2 separate regions of the Mus musculus genome follow, and region 2 is linked to region 1. The links are chromatin loops, found by intact Hi-C in ENCODE. Cell type or tissue: left cerebral cortex. All regions are shown on one strand.

What was found. Hi-C counts contacts between places; a loop is a spot of excess contacts. Peaks named below come from ENCODE experiments on the same cell type or tissue, not always from the same donor. Only the 100,000 strongest peaks of a DNase experiment are listed, where the experiment ranks them.
Region 2: a loop joins it to region 1, with 2.4 times the contacts of the local background. A loop is called at or near these places in 2 of 42 quality-filtered maps.

The regions. Positions count from the first base shown.
Region 1 is chr6:115,856,330-115,864,329 of GRCm38, forward strand. It overlaps Ift122 (intraflagellar transport 122), which reads left to right. Exons shown (of 29, transcript NM_001167763.1): 2 at 6,386-6,452. Among named protein-coding and RNA genes, the nearest start is that of Ift122, 6.8 kb to the left of the region's middle. In left cerebral cortex, no CTCF peak of the experiment used is centred here; DNase peaks (open chromatin) are centred at 205, 3,175, 6,168, 6,436 and 2 more places; H3K27ac peaks cover 2,941 bases.
Region 2 is chr6:115,907,535-115,915,534 of GRCm38, forward strand. It overlaps Ift122 (intraflagellar transport 122), which reads left to right. Exons shown (of 29, transcript NM_001167763.1): 18 at 2,691-2,857; 19 at 4,897-5,068; 20 at 6,338-6,440. Among named protein-coding and RNA genes, the nearest start is that of Rho, 20 kb to the right of the region's middle. In left cerebral cortex, a CTCF peak has its summit at 4,038; DNase peaks (open chromatin) are centred at 4,159, 6,081 and 7,440; H3K27ac peaks cover 2,578 bases.

The sequences.
Region 1 (8,000 bases):
GAGTAGATGTGTGTGTGTTCATGGAGGAATAAGTGAATGAAAGACCAGTAAGGACTGGCTACCTGCTTTTAGGGCTGTTACAGATTTGAAGCAGTCTATTAGAGCAGGAGGTGCAGAGATTCTGTAGGCCAGCAGCCTGATGATGGCTACATATGCCAGCTGACGTAATGGAAGGAAACAGAACAAAACTCACACCTAGATAGAATCCAGCCATCCCAGATGCCCTGACTAGCCCCGCCCCGACTCAGTCACAGGCTCCTGCTCTGTGCTTGTGCTTCTGGTCTGTTCTTCATCCAGCAAAAGAACTCACTCAGGTCCTGATACTGTGCTTCTGTTGCTCTGCTCCTCATAAACCCAGAGTGACCCCTTCCATGTCTTTTGCTGGGTGGTCCCCTGGCGTTCTTGCCTCTAGGCTTGCTAACATTTAGATTATGCCTTGGAGCTTAGCCAAAAACTCCATTTTCCTACCCAAAGATCCTTCTTAACTTATTCTTTCCATCTCCTCTCTCCCTCTTACTTCCCCTCCCCCTCTTTTGTTCTTTCTTTGTGTGTGTGGAATGTGCATGCATGTATGTATGCAGATGAACTTGACTGTGCATGGGCATGGGTAGGTCAGAGGTTGGCATTGGTATCTTCCTCTATTTCTGTCCACCTTATTTTATTACTTATTTTTTATGTTATGTAGGTAGGTGTTCTGCCTGCATGTATGCTGGGCACCACCTGAGTGCCTGGTATCAGCAGATGCCAAAAGAGGCAATCAGATCCCCTGAAACTGGAGTTACAGACAGTTGTGAGCCACCATGTAGGAGCTGGGAGCCCATACCCTCTACGAGAGTAAAGAGTACTCTTAAATCTTATTTTTTTGAGATAAGGGTTCAACGGTGAATTTGAATTCACCATTTAAGCTAAACTGGTTAGCCATCAAGCCCCTGGGACCTGCCTGTTTGCCCATCTTAGTCTCTGGGGTTACAGGTTTGACTTGTTGGCTCAGGCTTTACTTGGAATACTGGGGATCTAAACTCAGGTCTTCATGCTTGCTTGCAGAGCAAGCACTTTACCCAGTGAGCTATCTCCTGACCTCTAAATGCTTTCTCTCTTAATTTTTTCTTTCTGAACTTTTATCTTTCTTCCTTCCTTCAATATGCTGCTCTAGGTTCATCTCAACCACAGTGCCTTAGTAGGCTAGCCCACCTTATTCCAGGCAGGCTAGCCCACCTTATTCCAGGCAGGCTAGCTAGAATTGAGAGATATTGTGATTGATTGAGGAAGCTAGGGGTGTGGCTCAGTGGCAGAGAGCTTGCCCAGCATGTGTGAGGCCCAGAATTCTTAGCACCACATTAAAAATTTAATGAAGTGATATAATTTGTCTGAGATTGCAAATCCCTGCTACTCAGGAGGCTAAGACTAGGAGAACTTCAGCCTAGGAGAGAGCTCGTCTCAAAAAAAGTAGAGGGAAGTCTTGGGTCTCAATATGGGATTGTCGGGGGAAGACAAGAAAGAGTAAGCAGGGTAGCATGTATGCCTTGTAGTGGCTTTCAAGGGCACCTTGGGATTTCAGTATGCAGAGGATTTCAGTTGGCAGGGCTCACCTCTCATCTCTCAGCAGTGAAATCTGAGCATGCAGTTTTTCTTTTTCATAAAAGAGGACAAGTTGGGAAAGAGCCTGCCATGGTAGCACAGACTGACGGAGGGCAGTAAGTCTCCAGCCCTAGAGTATGCTGGCTGAGGCTAGATGGTCATGTGGAGAGAGCATTTGCCCTGGGTGGAATGTGCGAGTCCATGATAAAGTCTGCATCCTTACTAATTTGGGGGGGTCTGTGATGTTGTAATATTATTAAAACCCAGGAGTGGGGTTTAAACATAAAATCCTGGCAAGTTGCCAGTTATGATCAGTGTGTCAGGCCCCTGGTCTAACATATAACATAAAACTTGGTTATTGCCTTCAGGTTGAAGACAAGTGTATTAAGGAGGCATGTTATGAAACAGTCGAATACAGAAGGCTAGGTGCTTGAGAGTGAGACTGAGTTGTTTAGATTCTAAGTACAGCAAGAGGTGACTTGGGCATCAGACTGTTTGCTGCTCTTCTTTTTGGAGCTCCAAGTTTGGTTCCCAGCACCCATGTTGGACATTGCATAATCACAAGTTAGATATGTATGTTGTAAGTACTTCAGGACATCCAGAATGTGAACTTTAACATCTGGGAAGATTGTTCAGGCTTAGCCCAAATAAAGTAACAAACATGGAGATGACTTAGTAGGTAAAGGTCCTTCCTACCAAGACAGACAACCTGAGTTTGATCCCTGGGACCAACAGTACTCCGGAAAGAACCAACCCCTGCTAGTTGTTCTCTATCACACATGCACCCAGCATGCCTTTGCCTCCTAAAGTAACTCCTGCCTATCATCCCAGCAGTTGAGTGGTGGAGGCAGGGGGTTCAAGGTCATCCTCAGCTACATCAACGGAGAGGCTGGGACCAGACCAGACTGTTACACATGCATGAGACTGTGTAAAAAACAACAACAGCAAAATGCCAGGTGAAGTGGTTTACATCTGTAATTTCAGCATTTGGGAGGAGTACCATAAGTTCAAGGCCAACCTAGTTTACAAAAGAGTCCTAGATTAGCCTGGGCCAGAGTAAGAGCTGGCCCCAACAGATATAAGTAGAACTAACTCAGTAACTGTCAACTCTTGGAGAAGAGGTCCAAGAATCATTATGACTGATCCAGATGTGTACAGGCAAGAAGCTTCCATACCAAGGACTAGATGAAGGGTGCAAAGCCATTCCGAGCTAATGCCTCAGCATGAAGATTCACAGATGCCAGGCACTTTACACAAGGCTAGCCCATGACCCCTGGCTTTAGGAGGCAGCTCTCTACCTTGTTTTATAGTAAGGGTGAAATTCAGATAGGTCAGCTTTCCTGGCCCCAGCTCCCCTCTACCTTTTAGCCTATCACTTGCTGTTTTGAATGTGAAACATGTCAAGGAAGCCCAGGTCTATTACCACAAAACAGTGAAGAAGGACAGTGCAGAACTTGGGCAGGATTTGATACAGAAAGTGGTATGCTGAGCTGGAAAGCCAGAGAGGCGACCTTTGTTCAGCTTCTGTCAGCCAGGCTGTGTACCCTTTCCTTTCCTCAGTGGGCCCGCCCCCTCTACTCCATTATGCCGAGGGAGGTATGTGCACGTGGGTTAGCATACACTTTCCCTGTCACAGCTCTCAACTGTTTGCAAGTGTGAAGAGTTTTTATTCAAGGAACCTTCTAGGAGTCTTTGCTGCCTCTCCACATGACCAACATACAAAGACACAGGAAGTAAATAACATAGTACTAAAACTACAGAAAGGAGGATGGGGGAAGGGAGGTGGCGACCAGAGGGCACTGGGCTTCAGTTAAAGTGGAGGAATATATTTCAGCAGCCTCATGAGGGCCACAGTTATATATTTCAAAATGGCTAATGGATAGATTTTTAATATTTCATTGCAGTAAATGATGTCTATGAGGTGATAAACAAGTTAATTAGCTTCCTGCAATATATATTTATATATTATATAAGCATCATGTTGTACCCCAGAAATATACACAATTATTATTTTTCAGTTACTTTCCAAATTCTACATGGAATGCCTTGAGTATTCATGTAGATAATGATAGAAATGATAAAAAATGATAATACTTTTTTTTTGGTGGTGGTGGTTCTGAGAAGGCAAGAAAGCCATTATGAATTACTTCATCAACCGTGACATATACCAGTAGCAATAAGGAGGGCTACACAGCCTGAGGGTTGACACGTGGGCTTTGGGGCCAGGCTGCTGGGACCTGGCATCACCTCTTTTCTGCAGCAGTTTACTTCCAGGCAAGTTGTTTAACTTTGCAGTTTTCTTATCTGCAAGATAGGCTTAGAGTTGTGAGGTTGAGAGAATTTAGACAATAGAGCATTTACACTGTATCCTGTACGCAGTAACAAATGTACTCAATAAATGTCAGCCACTGGAAAAGCATTCGAGAAAAACATTCGACATACCTGGCAATAATCCAAGCGAGTAGAGGCAGTGCAGTAGGGTGGTTAGGATCCCAGGCTTCTGAGGTCCTTCTGTTTGCTGGGTGTGTGAGGCTTCGTCCCAGCCTGAACCATGCTACTGTCTATAAAGCAGAGCCCACTTTGTCCTTTCATGACCATGGTGGAGTTGTTTCAGAAACCCCAAAGACACCAAACTGACAGATGTTGAAGTCCTCTGTTTTAGACAGCATACGACAGTATAGAGACTTGCAGAGAGCCTAGACTTGCTGCTGTGCTATAAATCACCTCAGGATAGCATTGCAGAGCTGCAGAAATCACTTTCATACTCTGCGGTTACAGAATTATGATAAGAGGAAAGTGCGTGTGCTCACTACAGACATGGCTTTCCCTTGAGTGTGCATGAGTGCATGCTTGTGTACATGCATATATGTATGTGTACATACATATGTGAGTGTGTGTATATATATACACCCACAGGGTCTGATTGTGTAGCTCTGGCTGGCCTGGAGCTCACTATGTAGACCAGGTTGTCCTTGAAATCACAGAGATCTGCCTTTGCCTCCTGAGTGCTAGAATTTTTTTTAAGATTTATTTATTTATTTTATGTATATGAGTACACTGTAGCTGTATAGTTGTGAGCCTTCATGTGATTGTTGAGAATTGAATTTAGGACCTCTGCTCATTCCAGTTGGCCCTGCTCGCTCTAGTCAATTCCACTTGCTCAGTCCCTGATCACTCTGGCCCAAAGATTTATTTATTATTATACGTAAGTACACTGTAGCTGACTTCAGATGCATCAGAAGAGGGTGTCAGATCTCATTATGGGTGGTTGTGAGCGATCATGTGGTTGCTGGGATTTGAACTCAGGACATTCGGAAGAGCAGTCAGTGCTCTTACCCACTCAGCCATCTTGCAAGCCCTAGTGCTGGGATTTTTAAAAAAAATATTTAAAATTTAAAAGATATTTTTGATCAACAGTTATTTGAATTCATAGATGTAGAGTCCACTGAACAGAGGGTTGACTTTAATTGTCCTTGCCTGTTAGGTTTATTGTGAAGATGAAATAAAATTGTGTTTGAAGAACTAAGGGCTATTATAGTATGAAAAGTGTGTGTTTTCAGAGTATTGACAAGTCCATGTGGTTTATTCCAGCCATATTTTCACAGTGGACACGTACTGCCTTGTCACTATTCTCTTTAATAGTGACTCTTCTGGCTGGGACATCCAAGAATCCCAGTGATGTTGGTTTGAGAGCCCCCACACCACCACCTTGGACATAGTCTGAGGGTTCAGTCTAGTTTCAGTATTTACATTCTTTGCTGTCTCCACCACCACCACCACTACTACTACTTCTTCTTCTTCTCCTTTTTTAAAAGATTTTATTTATTATATATGTAAGTACACTGTAGTTGTCTTCAGACACTCCAGAAGAGGGAGTCAGATCTCATTACGGATGGTTGTGAGCCACCATGTGGTTGCTAGGAATTGAACTCAGGACCTTCAGAAGAGCAGTCAGTGCTCTTAACCTCTGAGCCATCTGTCTCTCCTTCTTGATTCCTTTTCCTAAGAGCTGTGCCTGCCACTCTTCTGCACGCCTGGGAGTTGCCCCTCATTCCTATACTGTGTTGTTCTTCATGGAGCCTCTCCCCTTCCCCAGGTCGGAATGCAGGCCTTCCTTGAACTGAGCAAAGCAGCCCCGTTCCCGTGCAGCTCCCTCAGCAGTCTCACAGCATTCCTCCTCATGTCACCCACACTCAGAGGGCCTTGGTCATAAAGACTGTTACACGCACATCAGTGTGAGAGCAAGCAGGCAAGCAAGCAAGCAAACAAAACACAGCCGTCCTTCACTGACATGTAGAAGAACATCAAAAACTCAAGAGAGATTAAAAGGTGAAAAGGATATTCCTTAAACTTGGTGCCATGGGAGTCCTTGGCCAATGTGTCTGCTTTATAGTTTCCCACTCAAGTGGAAATTCCTAGAGGCAGAGACTCTGCCAGCCCACGCCCCTACCATATCTGTTGGTGCCTCACACCTAACAGGTACTTGGTAAATATCTGTGCAGCGGTCCTGCCTTTCTATGGCATGAGTGGAAGAGCCCGTGCCCTCAGCTGCTGACCCTTTGAATCATTTCTGGCTTCTGGAGGAAAGGAAACCAGGGCTGAGCTGACTGCTGAGCAGATCATGATTGAATGGCCTGCCAAGGTGTGGTGGTTGAGTGGAATTTGCAACCAGAGACAATTTTTAGCCATTATTTTTTCCCCAGCACACACATAGCATTTCATAATGGAAATAAAGTTTGCTTTCTTGGCCATTAGCAGACCTCATCATTTCGGTTCCTAATTGTCTTTTTGTCTTGTCTCCTGTTAGTATCTACGACCTCGCATTTAAGCCTGATGGAACACAACTGATTCTGGCTGCAGGAAACAGATTGCTGGTAGGATTTTGTCTGCGTTTCCATTCTGAGTGCTTTTTTCCTCCCTCCCTCCCTCTTGTAAGTACTCTGAGATTTGACCCCTTTTTTTGAGATAAAAAAGGCAAGGGCGGAAAAACCAGCCATTACTTTTTAATAAGGAAGGAAATGGTCTATTTAAAATAGGTAAGTAAACTGTCTATCAGATAGGAACCCATGAGCAATGCCTCCTTTGGAGTCATTTGTCTTTCCCCTTTGAGACACTCATGAAATGGTTGCAGACAATTAATCAAAATGCCTCTGAAACTGAGTGGGTGTCAGTTCATATTTTGTTGGACCAATGTGAATTAACAAGGCTAGAAACCATGAGAAGTCAAAAGGGCTGACCTCCACTTCTGGGCTCTGTTGCCCCTAAACAATTCCATATGAATGCTGTCCTATTCATAGTTTCAAAGGCCACAGGCGCCCTCTGGATCTTGTCTTAGTACATAAGAGTAATCTTCAGAGACACCTTTCTGATTGACCCAAAACCTCTGTGATAGCTCTTCCTCCTCTAAGACATGGTCCTCCCCTCTGCTGTGTCTAGATACGCAGACTGACTGATGTCCATGTTCTCTGTACTAACTGCTTAGTCTTACAGCTGTAGTTGGGCTGTTCTGCAGACTTCTCCCCAGGGTAAACAACTTCGATCCTTTCACTCCCTGTCCTGGTTTCCTTCTCCAGGCTTCTGCCTGTGTGGGAGAGCTCTGTCCTCATTTCTCAAATGCTGTGTTTTTTACATCTCCACATATTTGGCCATGTTGCACAACTATAAACTATTCTAAATGCACATTGCAGCTGGGTTTTATAACACTCCCTCCCACTTGCAAACCCCACGTTTGTTAGATCTGTGACTTTCAGGCCGTGGTAGCAAGTATGACGCATTTGTGTGTGCTGACACTGGTGGCAGTGTTGTCCCTGACAGTTGTCCGCCAGCTCTTTGTAGTTGCTGACTTTGTTAAAGAGGGCCTGCCTTGATGGGTCATTCATTCAAGCCCATGTAAGAATGAGTGAAATGTACCAGGGCCTGGTCGTGCAGGCTGATAATCTCAGCTACTTGAGAGGTGGAGGCAGGAAGATCAAAGGTTCAAGGCCAGCCTGGGCTGCAGAAGGACTTCAGAGCCAGCCTGAGCAACTTAGTCAAACACTGTTTCAAAATAAAAACTAAAAGAGAAGGCTGGGAACATAGCTCAGAAGTCGAGGGCTTGTCTGGCATTGTACAGTGCCCCAGATTCAGTTTCCAGTCCTGGGTGGGGAGGCAAGGAGGTGGGAAAAATGGGTGACGCTTGCAGAACTTCCCCTAGAGTGAGACTCAGTGTAGCTGCTGCTTCTCCAGTATTGATGGTATGCTCCTGGCCACACACAACATAAGCTGGACCTCCACTTCCTGCTTGCCCTGCATTAAGTCATAGTCATTCTTGTTATGCAGTGCTGTCTCTACTTGATACTAATTTAGCAAATCAACAACTGCTGTGTTATAAAAACAAAAATAGCAGCAGTGGCACCCTGCAGGAATTCTGAATAATGGATGTC
Region 2 (8,000 bases), 51 kb after region 1:
ATGCAGAAGGCAGAGGCAGGCAGATCTCTGTGAGTTCAAGGAAAGTCTTGTCTACAGAGTGAGTTCCAGGACAGTCAGGGGCACATAGAGAGACCCTGTCAAATAAAATAAAATAAAATATGAAAAAAGAAAGATGAGGAGTGTGACTGAATTAAATCCACATCCAAGGATGTGCCTTCCTTTGTAGTAGAACAGGTACCCTGGGCTCAATTCCAGCGCACATACACATACACACGCACACACGCACATACTAGGGAAGTGGAGGGCCAGGCATGACTCCAGGGTGGATGCATTTAGACCTCTCTCTGGCCACCCCCGCCCCTTGGCTCCTTTCATCGTTCACCTGCACTTCCTGAACCCATGGCCTTCTACCCAGCAGTGCAGCCTGCTCATACACTCCATCTGGTGTGGGTCTCCATGAAGTTAAATACTCTGGGCTTGTTTTGATTTTAATTCTTGACCACAATTCCCAGCATGTTGGTTCCAACTCAAGCCTGCACACACACACACACACACACACACACACACACACACACACACACACACACACATCCCACCTTGGCTTGGTAGTCTGCATTTGGGAAATGTGTGCACACATACACATTATGTTGGGGGTGGGAGATACAGTGCTTATTAACATGGCATGTTTTTGTTTACTTGAAATTGCTTCCCAAGATTCAATCTGGTTTTTGGAAAAATTTTAAATTACATTCCCACGTACAAATAAATTGTATGTTTTCCGGACAAGTGACATGTTTATGTGGTGATAAGGGGATTATAATGCTCTTAACTCTTGCATAGTGCGTCCTTATCAGGAGCTCCGAGTATGAGAACCTTGTTCAGTCTCATTCATCACTCTGCACGGCCTCCTTCTGTCCACTCCAGGACAGAGTCTTTGCTGTGGCCCCCAGATAACGTGTAAATTGGCTTTATAGAACCAAAACGCCTTTGAAACCCCACTTGGTTGAGCTTTGAAGGAACTGTTCAGACTCAGCTTGAGTTAAGTCACAGCCTCTCCGTTGGCTGCTGGGGTGGAGGAGGTGTGCCTCCTGTCCCAGTGAGCTGTGTGCCCACATGGTTCACATGGGGAGGTGCCTCCCATTGTGGCCCCTGGCCTTTGACCTTTTCCCTATTTTATCTCACTGAGCACTCACTTGTCCCTTTGAAGGACAGTTTTGTGCTTTTATCATGCCCGTCTCTGTTGCTAACCTTATGCAGCTAGCTGAGCGGGAAAGCTCTGTGTGCATGAAGAGTTGATGTCATCATAACTGCCAAGAGGGAAGTGTGTCTGTAATAGCCCAAGCTAGGTGTCCTCCATGGCCGCTCCAGCCTCTTCTCTCTCTGCCCCAAGGGGAGGCAGAGGACAGCTGTAGGTGACCCTATCCTTATTTGTTCTGTAACAGGTAAAAGATGCCCTTCCTCCCCTTCCTGAATCATTTGGTTGTCTTAGACCAACCTAATATATGGTTTTAGGGGCTACATAATTACCCTGAAAGCGAACGGAAAAAGAAATGAGCTAATTGTTCAAGTGGGTTTCTGCATGCATTGACTGCACTTTCCTGACAAATGAGTGTTAATCTCAAGGAAAGGAATGCTTTTTTTATACTTAGTGAGGTTGACACAGAGCACTCTCTGTAGGGTATGTTCTCCTAAGACAAACCACTTCTCACAATGCAGATCTGCTCTTTATCTCTCAGTTCCCCATTTTGAAAAGCCCCACCTTGAAAAGTGTCAGCACTGAGGCAGCTTCAACAGTGGCAGCTCTGTCCTGAAAGGAGGCAACATTCTGAGGCTGTGTCTGGTGCGCTTTGGTGGGAACTTAGAGAGACAGCTGGTCGTGACCTGAGCAACACCCCCGTCACTGGGGTAAAAGGACTGGCCCTGCCCAGTCTCTGAATCCCCAGAAAGGACTATTTCTTTCATCTGTGGCTCCTGTCATCCCTTCTGCAAGATCTGATGTCACTCAGTTAAGAATGAACCACTGGGCAGCACTGGGAGGTAGAGGCAGGCAGATCTCTCTGAGTTCCAGGCCAGCCAGAGCAACACAGTAAGACCCTGCTTCAAAAAAAAAAGAGGGGGTGGGGATGAATCAAGGAGTGTTTTGTCAGCTCTGTCATAGACATATCTTAGGGGCAAAGCCAACAGAATAAGCCGAGTTCAGGCCACAGAACATCTGAGGAAAAGAGATGAGAAAAGCACTTCAGTGTGGCAGCAAAGGAAGGCACAAGGGACCAAGCGCAGAACTCTGCATCACTGTGTGTGCTTAAGTTTAAACCATGTGCGCAGCACCAGTCTGGGGCATCTGATGGCATCTCAGTGTGACTAGTGATTATAGGATTAGTATTTGTAATTTCCCAGACAGTCATGTTTCTACCCAACTGTGTGGAGGTCACAAATTAACCACTCCCAGCCCCCTCCCCGCAGAGTCAGTGAGGTGTTTAGAACAAGTGTGAAGGGAAGGAGACAGGGAGGGCACAGTCCTTGACATGTCCCTGCGCCCCAGAAGCACACTCCCTTCCTGGACACCTGGGACTAACCCACACACAGTCATCACACAGAGCCGGGCTCTCCTGCATCCTGCTCCTTTGCACAGCCAAGTGAAGCCCTCCCTCCCCTACTGGCTGGAGCTGACGTAATGCTGGCACAGGAAGTCCTAGTCCGGAACGGTTTTGTTTGTTGTGCTTCCTCAGGATTTCCTTGGATCTGGAGACCCTAAAGAAACGAAGATGCTCATCACCAAGCAGGCCGACTGGGCCAGAAACATCAATGAGCCCAAAGCTGCAGTGGAGATGTACATCTCAGCAGGGGAGCACGCCAAGGCCATAGAGATCAGCGGCAGCCATGGCTGGGTGGACATGTAGGTTCAGCTCTAGCTGTGGCAGCCATGGCTGGGCAGACATGTAGGTCCAGCCCTTGCCTGGCAACACTCGGCAGTCTGGTAACTCTTGAGTTTTTAACTAACAAGAGAAGAATGCTTTCTCTCAATATCTGCACCAAACATGAAAATGACTAGGTTCTCTGGGAGATAAAGAACTTGAACAAGGTATAGCACTGCCTTTGAGGAGTATCAGAAGGGGGTCGTAGGGACCTAGGGAACATACATAGGTGCCCCTCAGGAGCTGTGTTGACCTTACAGGCCTCAGATTATCCCTTGTGCCTCCAGATCAGTATCTCTACATTCATCTGGCAAATGAGGAAATCAAGCCTCAAGGGATTAATGTGTCCTCAAGGACCAAGCATCTGGAGAGCTGTAGGGCTAAGCCTTAGGCTGGCAGGGGTGGTTTCAGAGCCCCTAACACAGTGTGAGGGTACCAAGGTAGCACAAGAAGAGCCCTCAGGGGTGCCAGCTCTCTGGGAGGAACCATGGCATCTTCTCTTGAGTCCTTCCATGAAGTGGCCTTGCTGAACCTTCAGGTAGAGACAAGTAGAAGGGGAAAGCGCATAGGCAGGAGACACAGTAGGCCAGCAGGGATGGTGATGACTTGCGGTCGGTCCCAAGGGAGCATGGAGGAGCTGGAACAGAGAGGGAGCTAGATACAAAAGAATGGAGGAGGGGGCAGGCCACGTGATGGTTCCATCTTAGGACTTGGCACCCATCCTGCAGGTGAGTCAGAGCAAGGGGCACCTGAGGAGAGGGAGCTTATAAAGGCTACTAGTTGTTTAGGAGGTGACAGTGTGGTCCTCAGATACTAGCCCATGACATAGTTAGGCCCTAGAGAAGAGGAGAGGCAGGAGTGTGGGCCCCACAACAAGGGACCTGAGTGGCTACCCTACCCCCAATCTTCCCTTGTTTAGGAATCATATCAGAAAGACACAGGCTTAGATCTTAGATTGTGCCCCAAGAATTCTCTTCAAAAAGGGGGTGATGCTAAGGGAGCCAGGCAGGCGCATGGTCTCTACCTTTCCCACTAGTTTTTCATTTCAGTTTCATTTGCAAGTGCTATGTATTAAGTTCCCCTGGGGACACTTAACAAGTTGAAGGAAGAGACATTAAGTCTGTTCTGTCCCTCTCCTGGCAGTTCCAGGTACCTCTCCCCTAGGAATGTCAGTTTGGTGGGTAGGGCTCTTAGGCTCTGGAGGGCTGCCTGTGCTACCTTCCCCTAAAAACATGTCCTTTTTCTGCTAAGCAGTGTTATTTTTAGGTGCCATTATTATTCTAAGCGCAGACTGACAGGCCTTCCTGAGCCCGCCTGTCTGAGATTCGGATCTGTTACAGCCTCTTCTGTTCTCACATAAAGCAGGCTGGGTAGATTCCTCACCTTGCGAGGGCTGCTTTACCCCAAATCCTGGGCTGGCTAGACCCACATTGAATCCAGCCATGTACTGGCGAGCAGTAGGAAGGTGATCACTATTGGGAAGTGACTGGGCCTTGGGGACGTCCCCTGGAGTGAGGACACATTTGTCAGGACAGGGCTCACATTTGTCACTTCCTCCAGTGTGTCAGTTGCTGAGGCAGCCTCATGCCCCAGCCTCTACTTTCCTGTGGGAATTCCTGACAGTGCTGGAACAAGCACCCCGGCCCTTCCTGCTGTGGGGTCTTGGGCCACCCTTACATAGATTCAAACTCAAGTCATCTCATTGTTTGCGATGGTGGGAGGGTGAGAAAGATGATACGGAGTCTCATGAGTCCACCTCAGTATCTGGAGTGGACCCCAGGGCTTCCTGATAGCTTTATTCCTGGGGTCAGGGATGTACGGCATGGGCAGTGTCCCCAGTTGCAGTCACTCTTGGCTCTGCCATTGCTTTTGGATGGTGCATCCATTCTTTCCATATCTGCCTGTGAAGCCCTTCCCAGGGGCCATAGCATATTAGCATTGGACAGAGCAGAATGAACTGGCACAGAGCCTGCCCTTGAGGGTACCGGAGGCCTCACAGCCGTCCTCCCCACCTCTCCAGGTTGATAGACATTGCTCGGAAGCTGGACAAGGCTGAACGGGAGCCCCTGCTCATGTGTGCTTGCTACTTTAAGAAGCTGGACAGTCCTGGCTATGCTGCTGAGACCTACCTGAAGATCGGGGACCTGAAGTCTCTGGTGCAGCTGTATGTGGACACCAAGCGCTGGGATGAGGTGAGAGAGAGCACACTTGCTGGGCAGGTAGGGGCTAAGATGGAGAGAAACTGTCCACATGATGGAGGTCATTGCCTCAAAGTCTCTGAGCCAGAATATCCTAGAGGACCTTTTCCACTAAACTTCCCATTTTTTTTCACTCATTCATTCATTCATTCATTCATTCAGAAAAACTGATACAGGGTGCCAGCTCTAGGCCAGCCCCACGACAGGCACTAGGGATATGTCAGCATGACAGCCCCAGCACCTGCTGCTGGTCTGAGCTGCCTCTGGCCAGCACCACAGCCTCAGGCTCACCTCTGAAGAAGGGGCAACCAGTCTGGCATTAAAAACCTATGTGGCATTTTGGCAGAAAATACCAACCGTATTTTTCAGATACAAGCTACCAGAGCTATTTCTAGGGCAGTTGCTCCCTGCCCCTGTCCTCTTCCCAGTCTTGACTGCTGTGTGAGAGGACCAGAGAGAAGAATCAGCCAGGCAAATCAGAGAGACAGCTGTCCTGGGGCCAAGGCTGGCTAGGCAGCTAGGGCAGAGCCCCTCTGTGCCTGGGTCCATGCCTGTGCCTTGGAGAGAGTGTCACCTGAAGAGAATTAGTGCCATCCACCCGCCATGACAGTCTTCTTACAGAGCTATAGCAAGGCACTACCTAAGTATAAGCAGCCTGGCTCCTGTCTGCCCTCCTGGTGGCTCAACTTCCTGAGGTGACAGGTCACTGACAAGAAAAACAGGCCAGGTTGGAAGCTCCTCAAGGCACAGGTTATCCAGCTGTGGCAGTTAGCATGTCTTAGACCCTCCATGCCCTGTCTACCGCTCTCCTGCCTAGGCAGGTGGGCTGCGGCTTTAATGAAGCAGTCACTGAGTCCCATGCAACATTGTCCTCAGTCCTCTCTGACAGCTAGTGATGACGCTGCTGTCAATCCTGTTTCCTTAGGTGTCGCCTACAATTAAAAGAAATCTGTTTGCCACGCTACAGGAGCCCACGCAAACCCTCAAAATAAAATGTTTCCGATTTTGTGCTGCTTCTGTGGTCCAGAAACAGACTGTGTTGTTATTGAATCCAGTCGGTTGCATATTGCCGTTAATTGCCTTTTGTTTTCAAAGAGCTGGTTTGTTTTTGTGTTGCTGGGGGTGGTTGGAGGGGGAGACGCTCTCCCCCTCTGAGTTGTCAGGCTGGCAAAATATGACATCCCTAACAGATTCAGCCAAGTGCCACATTGTCAGGGGTGGCAGGGGGCCCGCTTCATTAAGACTGCCTCTTCCTCCTCCTAGGCCTTTGCGTTAGGTGAGAAGCACCCGGAGTTCAAGGATGACGTCTACGTGCCCTACGCGCAGTGGCTGGCGGAGAACGACCGCTTTGAGGAAGCCCAGAAAGGTAGGCCACACAGCACACTGTGAAAGGGCTGGGGAGGCTACTGAGGCATGGTATAGAGGCCGCCTGGCCCCTTCCTTCCTCAGCAGGTCCCAGGACAAGTACCTTCATCCTGGCTCATGATGTGTGTGCTAGTGAAAGACTTTAGAATAAGGACAGGAACATTGAGGCCACGCCCCCTGGGCCCATTGCATGACCTTCTTCCAGGACCCCAGACAGGCCCTTGCTCTTTAGCAGGTCCCTGTTAACCTTGCAAAGCACCTGCACCTGTGCCTTCCCTTTGGTCTTCGGGATGCTCTCTGGCATGGACACCTCGGTTATTTACATTTGCCAGTGAGGAAACTGATGTTGAAGGAGATAAAGGAGTTTGCCTGTAGTCCTCTGGCTGGGAAGCTGCAGCGATGTTACTTGATTGAGCCAAGGTATACATTGTCAGGACAAAGTGAGAGGGCAGCCCTTGCTGTCTAGCAGAGTCTCACCTTCATTTTCCTCTACTGAGAATGAAATGGGCTTTGTTTCTGACTCAGGCAAGCCAAGCAGCCTCTCTGCCCCTTGGTGCTTCTGTTGGTGAAATGAGCCGTACACAGGGTGTGACGGCATCTGAAATAGAAGCCAAGGCAAGTATGGCACATTAACCGACAGCGTTCATCATCAGTTAGCGATGTGACCGCCTTCGCTGTGGCAGGTGCTGGCTGGGCACTTAACCTGCATAACCTTGAATCTTGCCAACAGCCCTGCAGAGTTGCAGAGGCTCCATGTGCTGTGTGAAGCTAGCGAGCAGCAGAGCCGGAATTGAATCAGATCTGTCCAACTGGGAGCCTAATTCTTACGCCTGTTTAGAAAGTCTCCTAATTGAAGTGGGTGGGTCATATTCCATAGCATCTCATTTACACTTGTGTGTGGTAGCAGTTACCACCTCCTGACACACTGCAGAACAAATGTCCCCTGTTGGAGCTCCTTGGTTAAAAGCCCCTGTGAAGGACAGCGCGTTCTCTACCGCCTCAGCATTTACAGAGCACCCAGTTGCTGAAGTGTCTGCATGTTTGGGCAAAACACATCAACCTATCCATCTGTCTTTGTCGCCCTTCCAAGAATCCATCGCCATAGTAACTTGGTACTCAGACAAGAGATAGAAGATGAGAATGAACCAAGGCCAGACCTTTCCTTCTCTGCAGGTTGAAGATGTAGGTCATTTGGATGCTCACACATGGTCAGGTGTCAGAGCTCTGACTTAGTCTTCTGGCAGCCCCAGGGTCCCCAGAAATTTGCCACATGGTGGTGAGGGGTGCAGGAAATTTCTGCTAGCCATAGGCTTGTTTTTATAAATGTCTGGTTTTGCAAGCTGAGCCAGATCTTTCGAGGTTGGTATCTGAAAGCACTCAGCTTAAGGTGGGTTCAGTACTGGGCTGGCTTCTGTTCTTTGACCTTGGGCATGATGTTTTATCTCTACCTGGAAAAGCCCATCATTCTCATGTAAGGGGGGTGGGGCTGTTCTCCATCTTTAGAATTTTGTCCTGAGGATTCGGTGTATAATTAATAGTGAAGGGATTTTGTGAACCACCA